Linked DNA regions of Mus musculus: region 2 is linked to region 1. The links are chromatin loops, found by intact Hi-C in ENCODE. Cell type or tissue: left cerebral cortex. All regions are shown on one strand. Links, peaks and the distances in the headings refer to the core of each region. The heading gives the core; the rest is flanking DNA.

Evidence for each region. Peaks named below come from ENCODE experiments on the same cell type or tissue, not always from the same donor. Only the 100,000 strongest peaks of a DNase experiment are listed, where the experiment ranks them.
Region 2: it touches region 1 in a loop (2.1-fold over the local background); 3 of 42 quality-filtered maps call a loop at or near these places.

The regions. Positions count from the first base shown.
Region 1 is chr8:117,318,499-117,329,196 of GRCm38, reverse strand. The region is part of intron 1 of Cmip (c-Maf inducing protein); the gene reads right to left. Among named protein-coding and RNA genes, the nearest start is that of Gm51554, 8.7 kb to the right of the region's middle. In left cerebral cortex, for the core only: no CTCF peak of the experiment used is centred there; a DNase peak (open chromatin) is centred at 6,948; H3K27ac peaks cover 1,896 bases.
Region 2 is chr8:117,367,342-117,378,039 of GRCm38, reverse strand. It overlaps Cmip (c-Maf inducing protein), which reads right to left. Exons shown (of 21, transcript NM_001163262.1): 2 at 840-965. Among named protein-coding and RNA genes, the nearest start is that of Gm39260, 51 kb to the left of the region's middle. In left cerebral cortex, for the core only: CTCF peaks have their summits at 3,549 and 5,925; DNase peaks (open chromatin) are centred at 3,706, 4,844, 5,027 and 5,747; H3K27ac peaks cover 2,417 bases.

The sequences.
Region 1 (10,698 bases), core at 3,843-8,842:
TGCGCTCCTTGAAGGTTCAATGCAATTGGGTCCCCCACCCACCCCGAGAAATATCACTCCCTAAAAGCCAAAGAAATTGACCGGCTTAGCACACGGTCTAAGTGTACTAGACCTAAGAGAGCTGTCTCCTTTCTTAGACTTTTGAGACAGCTCAGATGCTGACGTGGGTAAACATGTGTGGTCAGTTCTTTCCATCCACCTCACAGATCTCAGGGATTGAACGCAGGCTACCAGGCTTGGCAGCTAGCGCTATTATCTGCTGAGTCATCTCACTGATTGCCCAAATGGTAACTTAGGAGAGTTACATAGTAACAAAGATTTAAAAAGAAAAAAAAAAAAAAAAAAACCAAAACAAAAAAACAAAAAAACTAGCTATGAGCAGAACTCGGTGATTCTCGCAAACATGGCACTAAGCCACTAGGAAATAATGCACAGTCGATTTCTCTGTGAAACTGAACCTCGAAGGGAACCAGGCCGTGGTCAGGAGAAATCAAGGGAGAAGAAGAAAGGTAGTAATTGGAAGGAGACCCCAGAGGGCTTCTGGGCTGTGGGCTGAGGTGGCAGACACAGGGAGTGTGCTCTAACGGTGGTCAATTTCGGTTGCGTCCCTTTTTTAAATAAATAAAAGTGTCTGATGGGATGGCTCGGTCAGCAAAGCTCTAGGTCTGCGAGCATTGGGGGTCCGAGTTCAATTTTCAGAATCTACAGGGGCAGTGGGGGAAAAAAGCCAAGTAAGTTGGTAGAGCTAGTAACCCCAGGCTGGGTAGACAGGGACGAGAGGGTCCCTGGAGATCACTGGCCTGCCAATGTAAGGAGGTCCAGGTCAGTGAGAAAGTCTTTCAGATTTAAAATACTAATAATGATAATAATAATAATAATAATAATAATAACAACAACAACAACAATATGGAAGGCACCCAAGGAATAATACCTGAGACTGACCTCTGGCCTACACACACACACACACACACACACACACACACACACAGAAATCACAAGATCGTATACACACAGACAGACACCAAAAAGTAAAATAGCTGTGGGTACCGCTCATTGGTAGAACACTTCCTTAGCACGAGTGAAGTTCTGACTTTGACTTTGATCACAGCACCACAAAAAAGATAATTAACAACGCTACTGTTGTGAGACCAGGGGACGTGCCCACCTCCTGGGTTCCACAATGAACACATTACAAGTCTCTCTCTCCCTCTCCCTCTCCCTCTCCCTCTCCCTCTCTCTCCCTCTCCCTCTCCCTCTCCCTCTCCCTCTCCCTCTCCCTCTCCCTCTCTCTCTCTCCCTCCTACCCCCCCTCTCTCCCACTGGTTATCATCTGTTCCTTTATGACTACTGATTCCTGACAGGAAGGCCACAATACTGAGATTCCCAGAGCTCAGCCTGCTCCACTCCCAGGGCTTTCTGCTAACACAGGGCAGGGCATAGTCCCCGATGACCCACTGACTCCTGTCCTCTCTTTCCTGGCACACTCAGAGCCAGCCAGCTAGGGACAATGGTGCTCGGATGACAAGAGAAGCAGGAAACACATTCCTCTTCAGGTTCAGACCTGCCTGCGTGTGCCGTCTGGGCTAAACCAGCAGTGTACCTACACCTCACTCTTTCCCCCAGGAAGCTAACTGCAGGGCTCACACCCTGCTTGCTCACTGTGGGGAGTCCCAACAGCTCCTGACAGGTCCAGAGCCATCCCAGAGCTCAAGAGTCCAAGTGGTTATGAAAGAACAATGAAGCCGGGCAGAGACCAGCACAGAGGAATCACTTTGCCTCGGTGGCACTACCTACACACGACAGGACCAACCTCTCCCCGAGTGGACTTCGCTCAGAGGCCCTCTAGGCACCTGATGTGCTGGGCTCCCTGGCATCTGGATAAGGGTATCTTTTCTTACATCAAGCATTTTATTTGAGGGAAGCAATGTCTCATTTATCCTAGGCCAGCCTCCAACTCCTAATTCTCCTGCTTCCAGTTCCCAGGCCCTGGGATTACAGATGTGCAGTACCACACCTAACTAGAACAATATTTTTTTCCTTTTTTCTTTTTCTTCCTTCCTTCCTTCTTTCTTTCCTTCCTTCCTTCCTTCCTTCCTTCCTTCCTTTCTTTCTTTCTTTCTTTTTTTTTTTTTAACATAGAAAACCCATTCAGAGGAAGTTACACAGAGGGTGAACCACATAGGAATATGCTTATCAGAATTTATCTTAAAGTCTGTCATGAGTACCAGATGTCCTTTCTACTAACCCACCAAATGACACAATCCAGCATGGGTCAGAAGATTATGACTTCAGGGCAGTGGTGAGGGTAATGGTGTCCCCAGCGCTCCATGATATCGTAAGCAGGTCACACCACATACAATCGTCCTCCAAAGGAAATTTCGCTTATAGCTGAGTGGCTGCCAGGCCCCTGAATCCTACACAAGGGCCCGAGACTGCCAGTCTCAGAAGCTGGAGTTTTCTTTCTGTTCCCATTATATATTCCTGATAAGAAAATTCTCTTGTATCTAAACATAGGGAGTTTAAGGGGCAGGTTTACATGACAGCCCTTGTCAGTACTGTTCCTACATCCAGAAGGCAGAGACAACCCAAATGCTAACAGACAGATGGATGAAGACAGACAGACAGACAGACAGACAGACACACACACACACACACACACACACACACACACACACACACATTCATTCATTCACAATGGAGTATTACTCAGCCTTTAAAAGGAAGGAAAATGCAATCAGGTATGGTGGCTGTGATGACTTGTATACACTTGGCCCAGAGGATGCCACTATTAGAAGATATGGCCCTGTTGGAGTTGGTGTGCCACTGTGGGTATGGGTTTTAAGACCCTCATCCTAGCTGCCTGGAGGTCAATATTCTGCTAGCAGCCTTCAGATGAAGATGTAGAACTCTCAGCTCCTCCTGTACCATGCCTGCCTAGACGCTGCCATGTTCCCACCTTGATGATAATGGACTAAACCACTGAACCTGTAAGCCAATTAAATGTTGTCCTTGGACATTTAACATGATCAAGAACATGACCAAGAGTTGCGATGATCATGGTGTCTGTTCACAGCAGTAAAACCCTAAGACAGTGGCACTTGAAGCAAGAATATCAAGAGTTCAAGACCAAGCTTCAGGATTCTGTGAGACCCTGTTTCCAAACATAAACAAAAGGAAGAAAACCAGCATACATGGTACAACACAGACAAACCTTGAGGCCATTTTGCTGACAGAAACAAGCTCTTTACAAGAGGCCAAATCTTGCTTTAAGGCACTCACATTTAAAAGCCAAAAGTAGAGGCATGGAGGGCCTTGGCTGGGAATGGCAGATGGGGAGCTGGTGTTTAGTGGAACAAAGACCTGACTGGGGGTGAGGTGGGGTAGAAGTGCTTGCTGCCGTCCAGGTGGGCAGTGTTGGCATAAGAGTTCACCCCCTGAACTCAGGAGGAAGAGGCAAGCAGATCTCTGAATTTGGGCAGAAATCCTGTCATGAAAAACTGAAACCAAAGCCAAACCAAAACCAAAAAAACAGAAGGATGAGGAAGAAGAGGAGGAGAAAACAGAAAAGAGGAGAAGGAGAAAGAGGAAAAGGAGAAGAGGAAGAGGAGGAGAAGGAAGAAGAGGAAGAGGAAGAAGATGAGGGAGAGGAGGAGGATGGGGAGGAGGAGAAGGAGGAAGAGTGCTGCTGCCAAGCCTAACAACCTGAATTCATCTCCAGGACCTACATGGTGGAAGAATATAGACACCTAGAAGCTGTCCTCTAACCTCTTAGTTCTGAGTGAAACTCAGGCCACCCCTAAAACTAAGTAGCTTTAATTTTCAAACACACTGTCTTGGTGGAGCAGTTTCAGATGGAAGCTGGTGGGCCCTGTAGATGAATACGAATAAGGCCCAACAAGGATAAGACGTCCAAGGGGCTGTGCACGCCAGCAACAGTTCAAACAGCCGTCTCCGGGCTGTGGACATCTGACCGTTGGAGAACCTCAGGCCAGATGAGGCCACCTGAGGGCGGAGTTCGACGACAGGGCTCCTCAGAGCAGCCGCATCATTTTCAGGCTGGGCTACCTTGAGCAAGTAGTCACTTCTCTCTGACCTCAATTTCCACATCTGTGAAATGAGGGCAGCAGTCATGGCTGTGGCTAATGTGTGCTGGCGCACTGACCCCAAGCCGTCCTGGCAACCCCGAGAAGTTGGTTGAATCACAGTTAGGATGACAGATGATACAGCTTGGCTAACTTACCCAAGACCACTGGCTGGGACGTGGGCAGAGTCCATCTGGCCAAGGAACTCAGACTTGTAAATCTCTCAGCGTCTGCCTGTCCCAAGGTATGGCAGGCTAACCACAACCTGGGCTTCTAGCTTCATGGCTTCTCCCAGAGCCACCAGTCGGGTAGGTCCACCATACATGTCTGCCGGGCAACTAACTCGAGTATTACAGGGCAACTAACTCGAGTGTTACACTAACATCTATGGAGGCAAGAAGCATTGCAGCTTCTCCAGGGGGCAACCACAGGTCCTCAGGCCTGGCCTGTGGCAGACCATGGCTCATTCTGGTATCCTAACAGATGTGGAGACAAAGGAAGCCACAGCTAAAAAGAGCAGATGGACAAAGTCACTAGGATGTTTGTGCATAAGATCTATCCTTGGGTCCATGCAGACACACTCGGGACACACCTATGATTCAAGGACAGCAGGTGTGAGAGGCTCACCATAGCACAGGAACACATGTTCTCACTATGGACAAAGAGGGAGGCAAGAGTCTGTAGTCTGGGTTCCGGCCACACTCAGCCTCCCCTTGGGGACTCCCCCATAGAAGCCAAGGGTCAACCAGGACCATAGGCACAGCAGCCCCCAAACCAGAAGCACACCCTCACAATTCTTTTCCAGGTAGCTCAGCCTGGAGGCCACTGTGCCCTCTGAGGGAGAGAGGCTTGGTGGTAGCCTACATGAGGCAAACATAGGTGGGCCAGCAGCTGTAGGAACTTAAATTTGTCAGGTTAGCTTCAGGAACCTCCTGGCCAGAGCCCAGAGAAGCTGGAGACACCGGAGGGAAGCCTTGGATGTAAAGTCAACTGAAGTGGAGACAGGAAGGCTGCCAGGCCCACCCAGGTGGGTCCATAGAGGGCTGTCCCTGCAATGGATGGAGACGGCAAAGACCTAGTGGCTGAGGGTACAGCTCTGTGGTAGAGTCCCTGACTGGTATGCACGAGGCCTTGGGTTAGATCCTGAAAAAAGCTAGATCCCTAGGAACTAACAATCTTCAACACTCGCACAGAGGCAAGCTGGGCGTGCACCTGCAAAACAGAGCTCAGGTCTTTTCTAGATAAAACAATACTCAGGAGGCAGATGGTGAGAGTTAGACTATACAGTGAGCTCGGGGCCAACCTGGGCTACATGAGGAACCTGTCTCATGGCTTCTTTCAAACATAGAAAAACAAAGTTATAGTCCCTCCCTCCCTCCTTCCCTCCCTCCCTCCGTGTGTGTGTGTGTGTGTGTGTGTGTGTGTGTGTGTGTGTGTGAGAGAGAGAGAGAGAGAGAGAGAGTGCTGAAAATGTTTATTTTCAAGGGACCCTGTAGAGGCAGTGAACCAGAGGCGTACACTGAACTAACCCTACTTTTTCCTGGATACTTTATTTATTTTTAAAGAAATCGGAGACAGCAGGATATCACCAGTGCTCAGGTTCTTTAGTAAACACAGAAACAGCACAACTGTGGCTGAACAGCACAAACAATGGGTGCCGCTGTGTTCTGTGTATTTTTAACTTCCAGACTTCATGAAGGTGAGGAAGTCTAAGTCTGCCCCTCCTGCTGAGAACCGGGGTACCCCGGGGCCTGCTGGAACAGAATCCCTAGCTTCTACTTCCCCTGGACCAAGGAAAAACCTCACAGGACAGAGCAACTTCTACATGCCCTACCCGGACCTGCCCCATCCACGATGGGCACTTGAGGTCCAATCCCCTTCAAGGGAGGGACAAGCTCACAGCATCCAGAGGGCTCTGCTTTCAGAGTTATCTAGATGAGGTGCTGAGGACAGGGTCCAACCCATCAACCACACTCCAGGAGTCCAGTGACATCACCAATCACCAATCAGAGATGCTGATGAGCCGGCAGAAGTCCTGTTGCCACACGGGACTGATAAGATTCCAGCTGGAGGCTGAGACTCAAGGCACATCAGACCAGCTGGCACTAAATCCACCCCGCTCCACTACAAATTAACCCTGGAACCCACTGAACCCCACAACTTGCAGCGTCCCCTCCTCCCTCGTAGATAAAAGGCAGCTTTATCTCCCTGGTCCTTGCCCTGCTCTGTGCCAGACCCCCCACCCTTCCACAGAGAGGCCCATCTGTCTATTGATTAAGCCATTAAGGAACAAGTAAATTGGCTACACTCTGCTGTTTGTCTTGACCTCAGTAAGTTCCTGAGGAAGAAAACCCGATCCCAGGAAGACCCACCCACCCCTAGCTGCAGCCATTTTGAAATCACAGTGCAACCGTGAAGGGTTTAGAAGCCATTTACTTCTGCTAAGTTACCTCACGCCCACTTGCAAGTTAACAATATAGAAGTCAGGAAAGCCCTCCCTTCAGAAAGGGACATTTGGAGCGGGTTCACACAGACTCGGCCTGCTAGGCTACAACATGAGGGACCTGTCCTCATCCGGGTGAAATGTTCATGTAGACAGTCCCCCTTCACTATGGAAGCAGAAACCATCCCGTGGGGCCTGTCCTTCCAAGAACAGGCAGTAAAATTCCTGGCTTCTGCGCTCACCCCCTATACACAGCAACAGTGGAGACAGCTCCAGTTTGTTGCTGGGAGGTGGTTAGAGGGATGGGGTTGGGGGGGGGGGGGGGGAGATGAGAAGCCACCAGATAACTGAAACCTCTGCTGTCTTCCTGCCACTGCGGACCATCACCATAGAAACCACATCCTGCTGCTACCATGGCAACCATGCAGTACCAGCCGCTTCGAGAGCAATGATGCAGAGGCCACTCAGGAAGGCTGCTGCAAGGCCTTAATGCTGAGTGTCCTGCGGTCCCCCCGTCACGGGGCCAGGAAGTGACAGTAAAGAGCCTTCCAAGTGATGCAGTTTAGAGTTTTAAAAGCTTACTTCCTGCTTGTTAAGGACTTAGCCCCTGAATCAAATAGTTCCCTGTTCCCCAGCAAAAGCATCAGTTAGGAAACTGGGAGATGAGACAGGGCACTGTGCTTCTTCTGACCATGGATATGATGCCAGCAGGAGATGGTGGGAGGGGGTCATCTCGCTTAAAGGTGCACATTAGCTTCAGCCATTCTAAAAGACCAGACACTGGTGAGTTAGGCCCTTCCAAAAGGAGCGCCTGACTTCATCCTCCTGGCCCGCCTCAGGTAACTGATTTCCCACTCTCTAACATTTCAAAGGTAGCTTTCAAAGAGCCTAAATGGTTTGACCGAGGTCACATAGCATCAAAGGCTGGGAAGCTTTTTTTCTCCAGGCAGGCCCTGAAAAATTCTAGTTAGCTTAGTTACACTCCATACAAAGTCTACAGAGGAGCGAGCCAGGCTTACTTAAAACAGCCAGTGCCAATTTCTTAATACGTCTGATTTCAATTAAACATCCATGGCCGCTCCACCGAGATGACTGCTGGGTCAGGCTTCGTGTTCGTCTCTCCTGCAGTGGAAACCACTACAGGTGCGAACGTGGAGACTCGGGAGACATGAATCTGTCAGAGGACACACGGCAGACAGGAAGCAACTGTGGTGTACACACTTGGCAGAAAAGCTCCAGGCACTCGGCAGGTAACAGAGTCCAGTCTGGATGAGGCCATTTGGCCAACAGGATTCCTAAAAAACTGGCAACTGCAACAAGCAATGGGTGAGCGTGCATGTGCACACACACAGACAGATACACGGGCACACACACACTCTCTCATACACACATGCACACACACATTCTCTCTCACATACACACGTGCACGCACGCACTCACTTTCTCTCTCACACACACACACACTCACACACATTCTCCCTCACACACACACATACACACACACACTCAGACATATATGAGCTTACACACACACATACTCTCTCACACAATCTTTCTCTCACATTCTCACACTCTCACACTCACACAATCTCACACTCACATATAAACACACTCTCTCTTACACGCTCTCTATCATACTCACACACACTCATCCACTCTCTCCCCCCCCCCTCTCTCACACACACACACACACACACACACACACACACACACACACACACAGCACCTGAGCACAGCTCTACAAAACTGCAGCTGTATCACCCCACTGCTGCAGCCCAAGCCACAAGGCCAGCTTAATGGCAGCTTCAGTCACGTCCGTTCTGGAAAGAGTGGATGTGGGCAGACCTTCCTGTCCTTACCTCACCGCTCTGAGGGCTGAAGAAGGCATGAACATCTCCCCGCACTTCACGGAGGCATGCCCGTAGTAGGTGTGCTGTGTTGAGCCATGGGAAGCTCTTCTTTTTTTACACTGTTGCGTGTGTGTGTGTGTGTGTGTGTGTGTGTGTGCGCGCACACACACGCACACTCACATGCATGAGTCATACTCATGTCACATCATGTGTGTGGAGGTCAAAGGACAACTTGCAGGGGTTGGTGCCCCTCTTCCACCACATGGGTCACAGGGATTTAACTTGGGCCACTATGCCTGGCAACAGGGGCCCTGACCCACCAAGCCACCTTGCTAGCCACACAGAGCTGTTTTTGCTGTTGCTGTTGTTGCTGCTGCTGGTGGTGGTGGCGGTGGTAGTGCCCCATTATACAGAGTGAGATGCTGACAGTTTCTAGTTTATCCTGATGTCTACACTTTCTAACAACCTCCAGAATACAGATAAGTGAGACTCAGGGAAGTTCAGAAATCCCCAAGTGAAGACTGAGAGGGATTCAAGCTCATCCCTGCCTGGCTTCAGGGCCCCCAGGCCCTCTCCTTCCCCTCGCCCATGCAGATTGTCACCTCTGCAGGGCTCTGGAGGCCAGGGTTGGTGCAAATGGCTGGACATACAAACCCGAGAACCCTGCTTTGGTTTCTCCGCTACCTGAGATGTGAGTGTAAGAGGTCAGAGCTGTGTGGGAGCTGCCCAACTCCAACCCCCTCCCCAAACTGAAGGGTGGAGAGAAGGAAACATGGGGGTGTTAAGGTTTCAATCAATACCTACAGATGTGCACACAAGTGAACCATCATCGACTCTGCCTTAGCCTTGCTGGTCAGTGTTCCCCAGGGAGAGGGTACAGGATGCTCACACAACTGTGCAGGTGGGGTTAGGAGCAAGCACACCTACATTGCTGAGCACCCAGTGACCTAGGTGGTTTTCCATTCCCATTCCTTTCCTTGTCTACACAGTTCCTTCACCAAGATGTAGTCCGGCCTGGGCCCCGGAAGAACATTAGAAGCCAGCTCCTTCCAAGCCTACAGTCTGTTCCCAAGAAGGTCAGGGTGCAGGTCAGGACATCCAGTAATTCCCCCGCCGGAAGGCCTTGGTCATTAGCCACCATACTGCCACTTCCTAGTTCCCAGTTCTGCACATTAGCAAGCCCCCTGGGACAGGTAAGCTGACCCTTAGCCAATGGTGGGTCACGATTTCACGATGATGACAGGCAGACCTGCTGTTGCTCGGCTGTCTTCAGATCTGAGAAAGCTGAAGAGGAAATGGTAGCATGAGGTAATCCGCGGGCTTTGCCCGGTAGACAGTTCAAAGCAGACTCAAGAAATAGCACCCTCCTGACTCCGGCCTTCCAAAGAGCGGGGCACCTTCCAACAGTCACCCGCCCTACCCCCTCTACTTCCAACACATGCATGTGTGCACACAGTCAACCACGCTGGCACATGGGGACCCCTGGCATTCACTCCACCTTACGAAGAAATTCCACACCTCCTCCCTGTGTTCATTTTCCTAGAAAATCCTCCACCAATAAAAGGTTCCCGTGGCTGGGGCGGGAGGTCAGCCCTGAAATAGACGTCTCGCACCACTGCCAACTTTGTGCCATGGCTACATCTTTCTTCCAAGCCTCTGGAGAAACTTGGAGCTCCAAAGCTACCATTCCCGAGGGATGGGATCACTTCCAACCAAGTCCCCAGAGAGTCACCACTGCCCTGGAGTTCCGGGGAAAATATTCTCTGTCTCCCAAAGGCGGCAGTCAAGGGAGATTCCAAGGTCTTTTGCTTGCTCCGAGCAGCTTATAATTTATTTGCCAATTACGGCAAACGTGGCAGCTGTCGGTAAAATTCAAAGTGGTACAGAAAACAGGAAGAGGTGAGAAGCCCAAAGTGCCCGGTTCTCTCCCCAACTCTTCTCTCAGCCCCATTTCCGCCCCCAGAGACCATCCTTCTTGACAGCACAAGGTGTTCTCTCTGGTGATTTTTTTTAAGGCACTGATACACCTGTTCGATACCTTTGTTCAACACTTTTGTGTAATGATGAGTCATGAAGAATGACAGGTTTTGGAACCTTGCCACAGACGGGCATGTTAGATGTGTGGCGACGTTTGACATGGCTACATCCTATCCCACTGGGTGTCCATGCTCTATTTTACCTACCTAACTGTGCTTTCATTAATAAGAACCTTGACTGCTTTTTTCTTTCCCATTATGTTTCAAATGTGTGTGTGTGTGTGTATATATATATATATATATATATATTGTATATTATATATAATTTACATATGTGTGTATGTATG
Region 2 (10,698 bases), core at 3,352-8,351, 49 kb before region 1:
CCCTCACACGGCTGCGGGTCAACTGCTCTCCTGCCTCAGGATGGTACCAGAAGGGCCATCAGCTGCTATGGTCAAAGGTGAGGATGGGGCCAGAGAATACAGCATACTCCCAAGCGACCAGCAAGGCCAGCCTGGATCCTCCATGAGGTTCGGGGCGGGGGGGTGGGGGGTGGAGAAGAAAGAATAGAGTTAGGAATTCTAAGCCAATCTTTAGGGTGGCCACCCTCCTCCTTTCCCACCATAAACTGACAGTGTGCTACACCATGGAGGGAGGGGCAAAAACTAAGTCTTGGTGACATCATTTGCCACCCGACCCGGGATCCCGCTGTTCTTTGCAAACCTCCTCCTGAACTTCTCAGCCATTTTAACAGCACAACCTATTCCTGTTCAACCTTCAGTCCTAATGATATTCGTGTCGTTTTCGACCTACGTGCTCACAGACACGCAGAGCCAGTACTTCCATTGTTTGCCAACACAAAACTGAGCTAACCAAAAAGATACAGGACACAATCCTCACTTAAGTCCAGCAGACAGCAAGCAGATCCACAACGAGGTGAGCCTCACAAGTTCCGAAGCCCATCTGGCCCGGGGACTCATTTTCGGCATTTTCAAAGCTGAGGCTACAGAGTTCAATTTTTCGAGACCCAGGAGGACGAGCAAGCTCCTAGACAGTGAGCAGCATGCAGCAGGTGTTTAATCCCTGCACGGCCCTCCCGAGAGTCTTTAATACCTTCGTGACTTTTAAGTTGACCAAAGCTAAGGTCTACAGAGGGAGCAGGTGAGAAGAGGATGAGGGACCGGGAGGAAAGAAACTGCTGGGTCATGCTTACTCTTCCTACCTGCAGCAGGACGGTCCCTCCGGGGATCGTGAGCTGTAAACAGTACTTCGGGGCGTTCTCCCAGGACAGCGGCTGAACGTCTTCAATGGCGCTGTAGGAGACCGAGTTTTCCATGTACCCAGACGGCTGTGCCAAAGAGAGAAAAACAAGAGCCTGTGAGAAGACAGCGCCATCACAGAAAGGAAGCTACCCAGGGACCAAAGGACCAGCTCTTGGCTGCCAGCATCCCGCTGTGGGGAGGGGCTGTGGAGGGAATTCATTCCACACCTAGGGTGCAAAATGAAGAAAAGGCAAGGGAACCCTCAGGTCAAAGGTGAGGGGTCACCCCCTGGTGACCACAGGCCCCAGCACAGGGCAGAGCTTGAATCTTAGCATCCCTCCCCAGTGCACCATCCTCCAAAGGCTCCTAACAGGTCCACCCCATGGAAATCACTCCTTACAGAAGCCTACAGACAGGACCTCTGACCCATCACGCTTCCTTGCCCCCAAAGCCCACAGAGCACATGCTGTCTTTCTTCAGTGCCCTGGACCACCACATGGCTCAATAGCATGTATTGAGAGAAAGCATAAGCATGGATCAGTGATAGGGGAAGAAGGCAAGACAGGCCTCAAGCCATCCATCCACACTGCCTCTAAGGGAGTCCCACCATCCCAGAGAAGCATCAGGGAAGCACATAGGCCATCGAGCCCTGCTAGGGTCTTCAATACCCCACATCCAAAATGCCAGAGGTCGGGGCAATCCGTGAAGACTGAAGACGTGCGGCAAGCTAAGACAAACGGCAACCTCCCACAGACCCCCATCATCGCACACACACATACACTGTTTCAGGAGCTCCAAGAGTGGAATGTCACAATGACTTTAGGGAGGAGGTGGCAGGGCCATCCATAGGGCACCCAGGTCTTGTGACCTTCCCACAGCTAAGAGTGAATGAATGTGTATACGATGCTATGCTGAAACAGGGAGGTGCGATTTAAAGTTCACAGCCTGGGTGAATATTTTCCCAGACACTTAGGCTTCTGATTTTTTTTTTTTCTTTTCCAACTGACAAGTACTGGCAGTGAGGGGAGCTGATGGCTAGACTGCCATCAGCCTGAAGTAAAGTGAATGACCAATGGAGGTTGGTTCAACAAGTATCCACTGAGCATCTAGCATATTCTAGGGGTTGTGGTGGGTATTGCATAAAACCGGAGTCCAGTGGGGTGAACAGACAACAAACAGAATATGGAGAATGAGGGGGGGGCAGTTGAGACGAGGATGGTGTATTGAATGGGGTATGGTGATGGGGCCATAGCATCAACTCAAAGCTAATGCAAAGGTCTGGGGACAGCGAGCGAGAGAGCTGAGGGAAGAGGTCAGGCAGAGATTAGGTAGCAGGTAGCACTTCTGGGGCCTAGGGACCACATCCCCATGAAGAAGGTGCGGCAGGAAATTCTAGCAGCATCACCGAAGCCACCAAGAACAGAGACAGGAGGACAGTGTTGGTGGGAGGTGGCTGGCCGCCGCAAGCCCTTCACACCAGTGTGCTGCTCCTCACTCCCCAGCAAGAGAAAGACCTGCAGACCCGTGTCCACCTGTGTAAGCCGCCCCTGTGCACAGAGGTTGCTGCGGGCAACCCCCACCCTACAACCTGGCCTGGCTGTTGCTGAAGCTGTGAGCAAAGCTTTCTGGGAAAGGGCCGGGGATAAATAAATAAGCACCCGTTGTTTTTTAAAAGCCAGACCGATCGCTTTTCCGCTGTCTGACTCAGCACTTGGCCCAAAGCAGTCTTCGGAGCCATTAAGACCTGTGTTTGAATCCCTTTACTGTGTGTCATTAAGACAGTTACAGCGCCTCTCTGAACCTGGTTCCTCTGACAGTAATTTCATAAACAGAACTGTGGAGAATATTCCAGGGGATCTAACTTGCCAAGGGCGTACTTAGCTCAGCATCTGGAACATACTGAAGAGACTGATGGAACGACTATAGTTTTTATCTCCAGCATCCTCTTCCCCAAACTCCAAAGCGCAAGTGAAGAAGTGCTCCTCCAGACACCTGCCTAAGCCGGACATCCCGAGGCTCACCTGCCATGCCAGCACTCAGAAGGCTGAGCATGCGAGGCCAGCCTGGGCTATCCAACAAGTTTGTGTGTCCAAAGCCGAAGGAGTACCCAGCACTCACGGGGGACAAGGAATACCTAAGCCAGGCTGAAGAGGGTTTAGGGGGACAGGATGATCAATTCTACTATGGAATCTAGGGACACACGGGGCTACTGGGAAACCAAGATGACTGACCAAGATAGTAACACAGAAGTACTGGGTCCCCAGGTCAGGGTCATGTTGGTACTAGTGTACCAACTAGTTGGCACTAGTGTAGAACACTACAGACGGGCAAAGTGGTATGGCACAAAGGATACTGTTCTTCTCTGCATACAAGGTTCCTCTGTGGTCACTGCAGTTGTTAAGCTACACTGACAACAGCCTCTACACCCAGAGAGTCCTCACTGGGACAGAAAATTCGAAGACATGTAGGGGCAGATGTGTCACACCCACTGAGACCATGCTGCCCACAGCAATGGTGACACAGGAGCCAGAGTCACCAGCAGACAAGAGGTGAATCAGAAAGTAGGACAACCAAGACTTCTACCACCAAGGGAGAATGGGAAATATAGCTCTCCGGCACAACTAAGAGAGATTACAGGCTTTCTAGAATCAGGCTCACAGCGCGAGGTTCCAGGGTACCCCTGGTGGAATCAGACAGGCAGCTATCACATCCTGGGTCTGTACCGAGCCAGACGGGAAGCTGTGGGCTGCAGGGGGTGGACAGGGCTGATGGGAGGGAGGCAGGGCATACTTGCTGGGGTGACTTGGAACCAGCTCACCCCAAAGGGCTGTCCCTCATGGTGGTACCATCCACCAGCTCTCCTGGAGCTGCACACTAATGGGTGGATGTCACTGTATGTAAATGACAACTCACACTTGACTAACAAATGCAAGCGTGGGAAGGTGAGGGACAGAATCTAAGCATGTGGATAAAATTAAATCAAGATCACTCAGGAACCAAGCCTGAAGGTTCAAACCTATAAACTCAGGGGGACTGAGGCAAGGTTACCAATTCAAGACCTGCAGGGACTGCAGGGAGGGTCCAAGGCCAGCCTGGGCAGGTGAGGTAGAGCCATGATATAAAATGTAAGAGGGCCAGAGATGCAACACAGCAGAAGACTGTTTGGCTATCAGGTTCGAGAATCTAGGTTCATTTCTCTCTCTCTCTCTCTCTCTCTCTCTCTCTCTCTCTCTCTCACACACACACACACACACACACACACACACACAAAATATTCATTAATACTCCAATATATTTCTTTCATTTAAATTTTGACTGTATGTAACTCTGATCTGAATACTGGGTACACAAATGTATGCTGTGCTGTGTACATGTGCCATGCAGAGGTATACAGAAGCCAGGGGACATTGAATGCCCCGTGATACAGTTATCGATTTTTGGTCACCCTCTTGAGTTAGGGTCTCACTAAACCTGCAGCTAGCCTGCTTCTGTCTAGTCTGATTTGGCTTCTGCGCTATGGGCCTCAACCTGTCTCTTCTGAGACACTGGAGTCACAGATGTGTATTGCCATGCCTGGCCTTTACATGAATGCTGGGGATTCGAACCTGTGTCTTTATGCTTGTAAAACAAGGTCTCTTACACTGCACCCATCTCTCAGGCTCTCCTGACTATTCTTAACTGGAACTTGTATTACTCTTTATCTACTGTGCACATATGTGTATGTACACACACACACACACACACACACACACACACACACACACACACAGTTTATATGTTGCAATCCACTTGTGGGAGTCAGTTCTCTCCTTCCACCCAGGGATCACGCTCAGGTCGTCAAGCCTGCTGCCTTTATGTCAGGCTTGCTGACTTTACCCTGTGAGTCATCTCAACGGCCCTAAACTTTTTTTTCCCTGAGTCCCAAATCAAAGAATGTGCTTGCGCTGTACCTACGAGCATCCACTCGGGAGTTTCTCTCTGCTCCCGCCGGTCTGCTTTGCATGAGCGATAAACAACTCCGAGGTGAACATCCCTGTGAAGCCTGTTTTTCTAGCCTATATTTAGGATTATTTCTTTAGGCCAGATTCCCAGAAATGGAATTACTGGGACAAAGGGTTAGAGCGTGTTTTCTGCTGTTGCCAAATTACTCTCATTAGAGAGATATTAAGGAGTCCTGGGAGCCCTGGCCAGGAATGAGGGACCCACTGCTGCCTCAGCTGGGCGCTACTTTCTGGCCACGTTCTAACAAGATGGCTTTGGCACTAGGGTTTCTGAACTAAGCACCATGTTGGGTCAGCATGTGTTGGGTACTAAGGATACAGACATCCAGCACCCAAGGTCCTGGCTCTTGGGGTACAGCCTTCTGGGACACTATGAGTTGTGCATTGGGGACACTGCCTTCTCATGGGAGGTGGGGACAAATCTCAGAGCCGTGGCGGTGTTCTGCTATGGAACTAATATGGGCTCGTGTAAGAGGGCCTGCTATTAAAAAAAAAAAAAAAAACCCGCCCTCTAGAATTCTGTGATAAGCCTGGCTCAAACGCATCCAAGACCTAAATGGGAGACAGAGCAGGTGGCTGGGGGGGTCCCTCGCCAGTGTTCCCCCTTCCCAAACCCCAAGACCTTCAGAGCTAATGTTTCCATTAATTATCTGCTTTCACAGGCTTCTCATCCAGTGGGGTGCTCATCCAACATCCTTCACCATCCTGTCTTTCAGAGATCAGCTCTGCCGCCCGCCCCAGCCAATCGCCGGTTTCCATGGTGATGAGCACATGACTCATGAGTCTTCAGCCCCCAGGACGAGGCTCTAGGCTGACTCAAGACATACATTCCAGTGGGATGGGGGGCTCCCACACCCCAAAAGGAAAAGCCTATCTGGAAAGTCCCTCTCTCTATCAGCCACTCCAGACTGGAGCCGCCGCTAAGTGCCGCAGCAGAAGCCTCATAGAGGCCTGGGTTGTAAGCAGCAGGCTGGTTGTCACTCCGGCAGCTGAGTGGAACTTGAGTCATCCCAGTCGCAGAGCAGGGTCCTTTGGCGCCATCGTGCTGGCACCTGGCACAGCAGTAGGATGCTCTGGTCTGGTCTCCAGGAGCGATGGATGGATGATGCCACATGATCTGACAGGAAGCCCCTTCCAGCGCAGGACAGTACCACATCTGTGTTCTCAATGGTCGTTCTGCCAGGGACTAGTACCCATCATGCCAAGAAGCCAACACCTGACGGGGAAACGCCCTCACCTGCCCATCACATTCTACCTGTGTGAATCTGCCTATTCAGAACACTGCTACACAGGCTCAGAGTGGAGGCCCTGCCTCACCTCTGTTGGTGGCTGAATGTGCCCCACTGTGTAGACCATCTACATGCTCTACCTACTCATGGCCACTTGGACCTCCTATTCTCCCATCATTGTGAAAAGCCTTTGTCCTATTATCTTTCCAATGGGGTGACAGGAAGATACCCACGTCACAAACACAGTCGCCACTCATCGGATCCCACTCTATCAGACCTTATGCCCAAAGCTCCACCCACCCCACCAAAACCCACCCACCACAAGCCCCACCCTCACCAAGCATATCCCCCCAACACACACCCCACACACTCTAGTTCCATAGACCACTCTAGCCCCAGCTCAGGGCTTGACTTCACTCAACCACACTGCAAGCAAGGGAGCTGTAGTCACCCTGAGGAAATGGAGAGAGAGGATATGACGGGTCACAGGCTTCTTCCTGCTTCCCACCATGACCCAATCTCACAACCACAAACAGAGAGAGACCTGGACAGTCCAGGGCAGTGCGCACCGTGCAGAATGGGGCTAAGGCCAGCAGGATGGGGGGGGGGGGTCTGGTCTCCCACTGCTGCACAGCTGCGGAGTCCCCGCCCACCTAGAACAGCAGCTGCGCTACAGTTGGACCCCTGGCTTAAAAAAACAAAACAAAAACAAAAACCTGCAACGCAGGGGGGCCTGAAGGGCAGGGCCATCCCAGGACTCCATGAGGACTGTGATGAGGCATACAGGGGGCTCATTAATCAAGAAGCCAGCCTCGGCAGCTGCCCCCTTTTATGGCTAAATGCCTCAAGAAGTTTAGTAACAGAGCCAAGGCTAGCTATTTCCATATCCCGACCCTTCCAAGACCCATCTTCTCTGCGGGCATGGGAAGGGTGGGAATTTGGTCCCTGGGCCTGGCACTTTGGCATCTGTCCCAATAAGGTGCCTTTGCTACTGAAACGGTTGATGAGGGGCTCAAAGATGTCTCCAAGTCAGCTCCGTTCTACCCAGAATCTGCAGACATGTCTAAGAACAGTAACAGCCAGGCGGGTGGGACCTGAACTCCCCACGGGTACCACAGTTCCAAGGGACTCTACCCTGGGGAAGGTCCCACTGGGACCTCTTCAGAAGGAAAAAAAGGAAGGAAGAAGGTTTGGGGCCTAGGGGGATACATCATGCACAGCAAAGTAAGCTCTTCATAGTTCAGGAACACAGAACCCTGCTCTGGACTTTCATGAACTTGAGGGTGACCCTGACCTTGAACCTTTTCTCCACACAGCAGGGCCGTTGGAACCTATATACTCTTACACTCCGGCAATGGAGCCTCTATGAAGCTGGGCGTGTGCTCTTGTCCCTTGTCCCCCTGCTTCCTTGCCACCATGTAGTGAACAGATTTGCTTCCTCTCCAGACGCTGCTCCTTCATGGTTCTGCCTCACCGGAGGCCCCAAAGCAACATGGCTGCACAACCACATCCTGAAAGTCCACAAACACATGAACCCTTTCTCCTTTAAGTTGACTGTCCCAGCAAAGGAACTCTCTGGCAGGCTCAAGAGGTTCTGCGTGTGCACGGATAAAGCTGCTCTCTGTGGCGTCCACCAGCGCTGGGTCCCGCTGAGAGGAGCTGAGCCCTTCAACTTTGTCTCCAGCACCACCCTTTTTAAGAATGTCTAAGTGCTGCCCTTGGCGGTAACCCTCGATTCAATGGAAGCACCACACAAGTTCTGCAGAAATTTCCCCAGAGGGCAGATTTGGGGGGAACATCCCGAGGCCCATTCTTAAACAAAGCCATATGGCTCAGCCTCTCCAGGAGATAGGAGGCTCCTCCCAGGGCTATCTTCATCCACTTGGCAAAACAGGGATGCTGGGATGACCCAGATGTTACATCTGTGACTCCAGGGGCAGGTCCACATCCCACACTCTCCTCGGCATGCCAGAATGAACCAGTATGATTGTAGCCTGTTCACAGGCTCCATGTCACAGAAGGGAGCAAGGCAAAAATCGAACAGGCCACCATACTCCTGCCTCTCTCTGGCTGCAGCCTGGCTAGCCTGGACTTTTGGAACTTCAGTTTCCATACTGTGTATGTGTGTCTGTTGAAGGTCCACAGCCCTGCTCCCATGAAATTCCCCATAGGATGGCGGCGCGACGGAGAGGTAACTATGCAAAGCATGTGGGACATTCAAAAATGGTGACAACTGTGAGAGAGAAAATGAGTAAGGTGACAGGTAAAAGAAGGAAGCTGGGCTGGCAGATTAAGGAGGAACTCACACTCCTAGGAAAGGAGCTGCCAGGCCTTCCTCCCAAAGAGTACTAAGGAAGACAGAAACTGTGTTTGTGTGTTGGTTCACTTCCTGTCAGCCTGACACAGAATTCTCTGGGATGAGGGAATTGCCTCCCATCAGATTGGCCTGTACACAAGTCTACCGAGCATCTTATTTGATTAGTGATTGGTGAAGGAGGGCCCAGCATATCATAGGTGGTGCCATCCCCTGAGCAGGTGGTCCTGGGATATGTAAGAAAGCAGGCTGAGGGCTAGTGAGATGGCTCAGTGGGTAAGAGCACCCAACTGCTCTTCCGAAGGTCAGGAGTTCAAATCCCAGCAACCACAGTTGTAATGTAGCTCTCAGGAGGAGACAAGAGAATCAGAAGTTCGAGGTCCGCCTAGGCGACAATGAGATGTTGCCTACAAGAAACGAAATAGTGTGGGTGCTTCCTCTTCTGCCACCTGGACAGCAGCCCTGGGGGGTTGTCAGCTCTCACAGCTCACCAGCACCACCAGTCCCTTCTCAAGTCTCAAGGGCCTCCCTCTGTCTGACCCTGGTGGCCTTCTGTCTCACAGGACCTTCGCTCTACAAAGCTGGGTTCTCCGGAAGCCAAGGCCAGCAGGGCAGACTCTTAGACAAATAAACTCAATACGGTTCTTGGCAAGGCCGAGCTGGATTCAGGAGCCCGTGTGTGTTTCCATGCATGGGAAGTCCCTGGCGGGTCTTTCCTCGAGCTGTAGGCTTCAAGCCAGGGCTTCCAGGATGGGTGACAATGGGTGCCGAGGGAACTGAGCCCATGTACACAATGTTAGGTGCTCCTGCATAGACCCTGGGATTAGCTCCAAGAAAACACATGGCAAGGCTCGTGGAAGTCTGTGGGGGCATGTTAAGAAGGTGGGGGTTGGGGGGACTTGAGAGAAGTTCTAGAATGTGGGTACACACTGCTTAGATCTTCAGTACCTTTTAATGGCTCTCCCTGACTTCTGGACACTGAATTTTGTCACTGGCGAAATGGGGATAAAAACAGTGTTCCACATCAAGGGACCAATGAAGCCTAGAAGAACCGGTCACGGTTTGAAAGGTAAAGGACTTTGAAGGTCCCAGGGCCAGCCACGGAGAGGGAGTAGCTATGTGACCAAGACTCCGATCAGTCACATTCCTCCATTTATCTGCATGGTTTCTAGCCATAGAAGCATAGCCTAACTTGAAAGCTACCCAGGGGATGAAAGGACACGAGAAGGTACCAGTCATAACCATAGCAGTGTGTGCAGCCCCTGCACCAAGTTACAGGGTTTCCTCTTCATATACAAAACCCTCTACCCAGCCCCAGGCATCAGGAATCAAGACCAGGTAACCGGTATTATTCAGTCCAATGGAAGATATCATCAAAAGAGACAAACTGCCAGGCAGTCAGTCACACATGCTATCTCACATGACCCGCCCTGCACATCTTGCTAATGGTTGGTAACTCACGGATCCCAACAGACCAAAATGAACACAGAGAATTCCAGGACACCAGGTCTTTTAAATCCAGCCATCTCTCCTGCAGCCTACGCCTCCTAACTTCCTTTATCCACCCCTATGAAACCTCCCTTCTGGAACTTGAACTTTGAAGATCACAGAAGACAACAGGTGTGGGGGTCCAGACCCAGAAGGCTCTGTGCACGGCTGCCAGTGCCTCTTAAGTGACAGAAGAGAGAAACCAAGGTCTCTCAGGATGTATCTTCAGAGACCGCTTCCTACGAGCCATGAGACGGGTGGCTCTAGGAGTCTCCACAGAGTGACACGAAATGGATTTCGAAGACGTGGGCTCTGGGAGGCCTGTATCATCGCATCGGGTGTATCTGTCATCAGCCCACTGTGACTCTAGTTCTACTGGTACCCACAGGAAACTCTGTGACCTCTCTAGCCAGAGCCCTCTCCGTGACGGAGAAGGGTGGCTATGGGAAGGCTGCCCCACACTTGGCTTGACATCAGTCACCCACTTGCTGACTTGAGAGCTTGCTTCCCTCTCTTCGTGCGCAGCTGGCTAGATTGCCAAATATTTATTGAGTACTTCCTGTGGGGCACAGCTGGTGTGACCCAGGCACCAGAAACACATCCATACACAAGAGAGAGCTCCCTACCTCCAACACACACAGACAGACACACACACACAGACACACACATACACACACACAGACACATACATACACACACACTCACATATACATACACACACACACACACACACACACACACACACACACACACACACTGTCTCCCTGGCATTTACCTAACCCTCTTC